Regions from separate parts of the Homo sapiens genome. Here region 2 is linked to region 1. A link is a contact called in ENCODE Hi-C or POLR2A ChIA-PET data. All regions are on one chromosome and are shown on one strand. Each heading gives the region's core, a stretch centred on a gene start or an enhancer-like site at or near the end of the contact. The rest is flanking DNA. Distances are from core to core; before and after follow the strand shown.

The links. A loop is a pair of places that touch in the nucleus more often than their neighbours do. ChIA-PET counts read pairs that join two places held with the same protein, here RNA polymerase II (POLR2A).
Region 2: a map with no recorded cell type shows a loop between it and region 1 (3-fold over the local background). The contact joins two enhancer-like sites. A Hi-C loop is called at or near these places in 1 of 168 maps with a recorded cell type or tissue (CD14-positive monocyte) and 2 of 37 single-sample maps with no recorded cell type. POLR2A ChIA-PET finds 5 or more read pairs at or near these places in 8 of 52 experiments (GM12878, H1, OCI-LY7 and 4 more).

The regions. Positions count from the first base shown.
Region 1 is chr6:18,185,108-18,188,166 of GRCh38, reverse strand. KDM1B (lysine demethylase 1B) reads right to left here. Exons shown (of 22, transcript NM_001364614.2): 8 at 2,357-2,395; 9 at 165-375. Among named protein-coding and RNA genes, the nearest start is that of KDM1B, 31 kb to the right of the region's middle. Within about 2 kb of position 1,431, at least 4 of the 41 ENCODE cell types and tissues checked have a DNase peak (open chromatin) inside an H3K27ac peak, as active enhancers do; they include CD14-positive monocyte, where a contact is called at or near this core.
Region 2 is chr6:18,241,007-18,244,065 of GRCh38, reverse strand. All of the region lies in intron 7 of DEK (DEK proto-oncogene), which reads left to right. Among named protein-coding and RNA genes, the nearest start is that of DEK, 22 kb to the left of the region's middle. RefSeq lists an enhancer at 1,334-1,628. Within about 2 kb of position 1,510, at least 5 of the 41 ENCODE cell types and tissues checked have a DNase peak (open chromatin) inside an H3K27ac peak, as active enhancers do; they include CD14-positive monocyte, where a contact is called at or near this core.

The sequences.
Region 1 (3,059 bases), core at 182-2,681:
GGGACCCTCCTGCCTCGGCCACCCAAAGTGCTGGGATTACAGGCATGAGCCACTGTGCCCAGCCTGCACATTTAAAAAAAATCCTTTGCGTTTTGCTCACTCACACGTTCCTCAGGGAGGGGAGCGGGGAATAGAAAGCAGGGAGTCCCAGGAATGGCTCTCACCGTGCACGGAGAGGGCAGCCTTGGAGTGCTCCAGCTTCCCAGGGCTGGCATTGCCAGTGGCAGCGGCGCGGTTTGTGCTGGTGCAGGAGGGGCTCATGCCAACACAGTCAGGGTAGTAGGCAGACAGCAGGGGCGCTGCCACACTGTCTTTCAGCAAAGGAGGTAGGATGAGCATAGAGTACCACCAATGGTTGGAAACTTCCAATACTCTCTGCAATGGGCCAGACAGGAAGAAGAGAGACAAGGACAGACAAGAAATGTACATGCAGATTCTGCCAGGGACAGAGGGTTCTCTTCGTTTCACTTGTCCTTAACCCGCTATGCTTTTTCTTGCTCAGACTTAACAATTCTATTCCAGAGCTCTACACACACAGATGTAGAAACAAAAATGGGCTGATAACACCTGGCAAGAATGTCTCCCAGACAGAATTCTTTCTGACATATGGCAACAGCCTCCCTTATCCCTCCCCCAAAATAAGCTCCCCAATGCCAGGTGAGTCTGAAAGCTGTGCCCATTTACTAGATCGCAAGCCTAGGTTTAAGTCTGATGTGAAAAATGCATCTCTGCTCAGTAATCATCTATCATTCAAGCCCCCCGCCTTTAACTTAGGACCTCAAGATAGTTAAAATTGGGAAACTGGGCATAAAAAATAATGCTCCCAAGTAGTAAGTATTACCGCTTTTTGCCAAAGGCTACTAAAAAACTTTCAGAGGGAAAAGTACACTGCAAACATCAAAATAAGACGCCAAATGTAGAACTGAACAAAAGCAGTTATTTTCAGTCTTCAAATACGTGATACTGTTCCAGAGTTGACTTAACATGGAGTCATCAAATCAGAGCCTTCTCATGATGACTACTGAAATAAAAAGAAAGTCTATGTGGCTTCCAAAGCAACACTGCCACAATCCATGGTAGACAGGCTTTTCTAAATGCAATCTGACACTTATGCTCCAGGAATTCGGGGAAAAAAAAAATGTCTATTCTGGAGCCTGGAAAAAAAATGTGTGTGTGTGTGTGTGTGTGTGTGTACACACACACACATATATACATACTGATATGGTTTGGCTGGGTCCCCACTCAAATCTCATCTTGAATTGTAGTTCCTATAATCCCCATGTGTCATGGCAGGGAGCTGGTAGGAGGTAATTAAACCACAGGGGCAGTTACCCTCATGCTGTTCTTGTGATAATGAGTTCTCATGAGATCTGATGGTTTTACAAGGGGCTTTTCCCCCTTTGCTTGACACTTCTCCTTCCAGCCATCATGAAGGACACATTTGCTTCCTCTTCTGCCATGATTCTAAGTTTCCTGAGGCCTCCCCAGCCATGCAGAACTGTGAGTCAGTTAACCCTCTTTCCTTCATAAATTACCTAGTCTCAGGCAGTTCTTTATAGCAAGCAGCGTGAGAACGGACTAATACACATGCAAACACCCTTTTATATAACAGAATGGATTTAAAGTAGATTTGCTAAAAGTCAATGCTGTCTTTGCCTGAAAAGCTATCGTAGTTCCTGAGTTTCAGACATCTAGAACAATCCAATCCTGAATCACTGAAAATCAGAATGACTCAGGATTCTAGAAACTCAAGAAACCCAAAATTTAAAAACCTCTTTTCTGAAACAGTCACCGAATCTGGTTACATGGTACACTGAAGTTTGTCAACTCAGGTAGCAAAGTCTTATGAAAACAGAGGAAATGTGACCAGCTTTGCCAGCTGGAAGTACTGCTCCCCCTGCCATATCTGCATGAGGACAGGACAAAGCCAACATGCTGAGGTCAGAATGCATAAGAACACTCCTGCAGCTGAATCCAGGCCAAGACGATCAAATTGTGGCCCTCTTGTGCTTTTCTTAGGAGGACTCAAGTGGAGAAAAGGTCACAAAGTCATCCTTGAAAAACAAGTACAGCAAGCCTGAGCCCTAGAGCAAGGCAGGAGAGCTGTGTCTTCCTCTTTGTTTCCTTTTAATGAAAAGCAACATAACTTTATTTTTATTTTTTAAGTTGGGGACAGGACTACCCATAATATCACTATTGCTAACATTTTCATAATATAGTTACCATGTTAGATTAAAAAGTCACTGATCAGCAACCAAAGAGAAAGAAATTCATGAAGCTGTTACTATCATTTCCTTGTAACACTTATCATCAAAGGCACAATTAACCCCAATCCACACCATCCGGAAATACTCACTAGATCCTCTGGGAGGGAACAATGATCTGAGGTCTCAGGCTACAAAAGAAAACCAAGTGTTAAATTAGGGTTGCTTATAAAATATAGTCTCAGGTATCCATTTATCTTCAATAAGATATCTCTTTTCACCTATCAGGCTGGCAAAGAAAAGCATTTTTATGAAACAATGTATAAATCAGAGTGTCTGGAGGCCTGGCTCTGTGGCTCACGCCTATAATCCCAGCACTTCGGGAGGTTGAGCAGCAGTTTGGGAGGTCAAGGTGGGTGGATCACCTAAGGTCAGGAGTTTGAGACCAGCCTGGCCAAAATAGTGAAAAACTGTCTCTACTAAAAATATAAAAATTAGCCAGGCATAGTGGCAGGTGCCTGTAATCTCAGCTACTGGAGAGGCTGAGGCAGGAGAATCACTGGGACCCGGAAAGTGGAGGTTGCAGTGAGCCGAGACTGCGCTACTGCGCTCCAGCCTGGGTAACAGAGCGAGACTCCATCTCAAAAAAAAAAAAAAAGTGAGAGTGTGGGGAGACAGGCACATGAGATCATAAGGATGTTCCTGGTGGAAAATAAAGGCATATAACAACCACGAAGGGCGGTGACAAAATACGAACATTTAAAATGCACAATCATTTGACATTATCTTTTAGAACTGAAAATACGTATGACACATCCAGCAATTCTAACTGGGTTATATTTTCCAGAGAGAGAC
Region 2 (3,059 bases), core at 261-2,760, 56 kb before region 1:
CTCAATGCCATATAATTTTTATTATAATCACTAAAGTTTTCAAGATATTTTGAAAGAGACTTAAAATGGGGGTCAGTACTTCACTTATTTTTGAGACAGAGTCGTACGTCTTACTCTGTTGCCCAGGCTGGAGTACAGTGGTGAGATCATGGCTCACTGCAGCCTTGAACTCCAGGGTTCAAGTGATCCTGCCACCAAGTGGCTAGCAATTTTTAAATTTTTTGTAGAGAGAGGTTCTTGCTCTGTTGCCCACTGGCTTTTGATTTCTGAGGTAACCACTTTTTGATTGCTCAAGTCAGTGAATTGGGAGTATGCTAAATGCTGTTAGGGTTACAGAAGATATTTTCCAAGCAAATGCCATTTGATACTTAGCATTATAGGATTTCTAAAGAAGGAAAATCTTCATGCCTCTTGAGGAAAGGCTTTGGGTAGAAGTGGAAGTACTACCAATTCAAGTTGACCTTGGGAATGGAGAGGAAAGTTGTACGTGTGAACAAAGATAAGGAACAGGGAAGGCAGGGTGCCTTTGACTAACTCGTGGTTAGAGTTGTGTGCCCAGAAGTAGAGCAATGAGAGATGAAACTAAGGTAATGTAGGTTGAACCCATGCTATAGAGAACCCATGAAGCTGGGCATTGTTGTGTGACTAATATGTTTGGTGGTAGGTTCATTATTCTCACTCATTCAAAATGATTATCTTATTCTATACCTGAGCATTTTACTAAGTGGGAGAAAAAAAAAATGAGACACGTCCTCTGGTCTTCCAGGAAGTACCACTCAGTAAGCATTTATTAGCAACTGCAAGGAAGAAACTATTCAAAGTGTATATACCATGTGCTTTCACATCTTGCATCTCATTTAGTCTTGACTCCATGAGAGGTGAGGTATGTCTCCTCATTTTTGTATTTGAGGTTATAATAAATATATAAGAAACCTTTTTTAGTGCTTTCTCTTCACAGTAGTCACCTCTTACCTGAACGGAGTACATTTCAAGACCCCCAGTGTATGCCTGAAACTGCAGATCATGCCAAGCCCGATTGCTGTCATTTGGGACATGTTTCTGTTCACGTTTCCCACCCTCAAATTATGCCTTTTTCATCATAACTAAGCACTTATCCTGCACTGTGGCCATAACTTTCGCAGTTTGAGGTTTGACAGCAGAGCCAGCACAAAGTTCTTTTCCCTTCACAATTTCACATATAGAAGATTTGTTCTTACTATAGATCTTAGAAACCTCAACATATGATTTTTTTCTTTCCTTGAGTAAAGAGCTTTCACTTAAAAGAACCCACTTTATGGCTTCTCTTTGGCATGTTTGAATTGCCAACATTACTACTTCTGGGCTTTGGGGCCATTATTAAGTCACATAAGGGTACTTGGGCACAAGCACAATGATACTGCAACAGTTGATAGGATAACCAAGATGGCTGCTAGTGACTAATGGGCCAAGGTTCTGGGAGCATCTACAGTGTGGATATGCTGGACAAAGGGATGATTCACATCCCGGGCAGGAGTGAGCAGGATGACATGAGATTTCATCACACTACTCAGAACAGCATGCAATTTTAAATTTATGAGTTGTTTACTTCTGGAATTTTCCATTTAATATTTTCAGACTATGGTTGACAACAGGTAGTTGAAACCACATGCAGAAAGAGAAACCATAGATAAAGGGAGACTGCCGTATTATTCTTTCTTCTTTTTTGAGACAGAGTCTTGCTTTGTTGCCCAGGCTGGGGTACAGTGGCACGATCGATACTCACTGCCACCTCCACCTCCCAGGTTCAGCAATTCTCGTGGCACAGCCACCCTAGTAGCTGGGTCCACAGGTGCATGCCACCACGCCTGACTAATTTTTTGTAGAGACGGGGTTTCACGATGTTGCCAGGCTGGTCTCGAACTCCTGGCCTCCCAAAGTGCTGGGATTACGGGGTTGAGCCACCGTGCATGGCTTCCTATTCTTTCTAAAGCTTCTTGTTTATGTACTTCTATCTTCAGAGTTCTCTCTAGAATTCCTGATTTAGATCAAAATTTGATTTTAAGCAATAGCTTTAAGAAAGTTAATGAGTATAAATCCACTTGTGCTTATCAGAACTTAAAACTAAAAGCTATTAAAAACTTGATAATTGGAGGAATTGTCCTGTTGATTGCTTTGTCTGGTTCCTGCCTTTACTGTATATAGCTCCAATAATTCAAAATCTAGGAATCAGCAGGCAGTGTAGCCTGTATGCCAAGTCCAGCCTACAGCCTGTTTTTATACAGCCCTCAAGCTCAGAATGGTTTTTCCATTTTTAAATGATTGTTTAAAAAAATGAATATGCAACAAAGATTATATGTAGCCGGGAAAGCTGAAAATATTTACTATCTGGCACTTCAAAGAAAAGTCTTGGTGACAAATCTAGTCCATAAATGTGCTTTTCATTTTATGTGGTATAGCTAGATGAGTCACCTCTGGAGCTTCAAAAACATATACAGGTGCTCAGGAATCAGGATGTTTGGCTGTAACACCCTTGTTCTTACAGCTTCACAATACCTTCCATAAAGTAGGGATAATGAATTGCAGGCCAAGTACTTTGAGAGTATGGATTAATCAAATTGATGGTATTGTGAAAGATTTAGAGGAGGTAATTGTTAAGCTAGGTTTAGAATCATGAGTGGGGTTTTCCTAAGTACAGGGGAGGAATGAAAGTAATGAAGATTTGAAAGTTCATGTAAAATTAAAGGGGACATTGTTTAACTTGCCTTGTCAGCTCTCCCTGTGTTTTTTTCTGTTACCTCCAAATTCTGGTTACCCATATTTACCTTGACAGACAAAAATTGTCCATTGTGTCCTAATACCAAGGTATGTCCTTTGAGATGCCCCCATTTTCCAGAGACCTATTCCTCCTATACCTAATAACCTTCAGGGCAGCCGAAGTGATGAAAACCTGCAGGACTAAAGCACAAGATACAAATTCATTAGTAGTTTTACTGTTCAGCTTTCATGATTTCTTAACTCAGCATTAATCTAAAAAAGAGACTTTACCAAATTCCTACCTTAACTTTGTCACAGAAGAATTT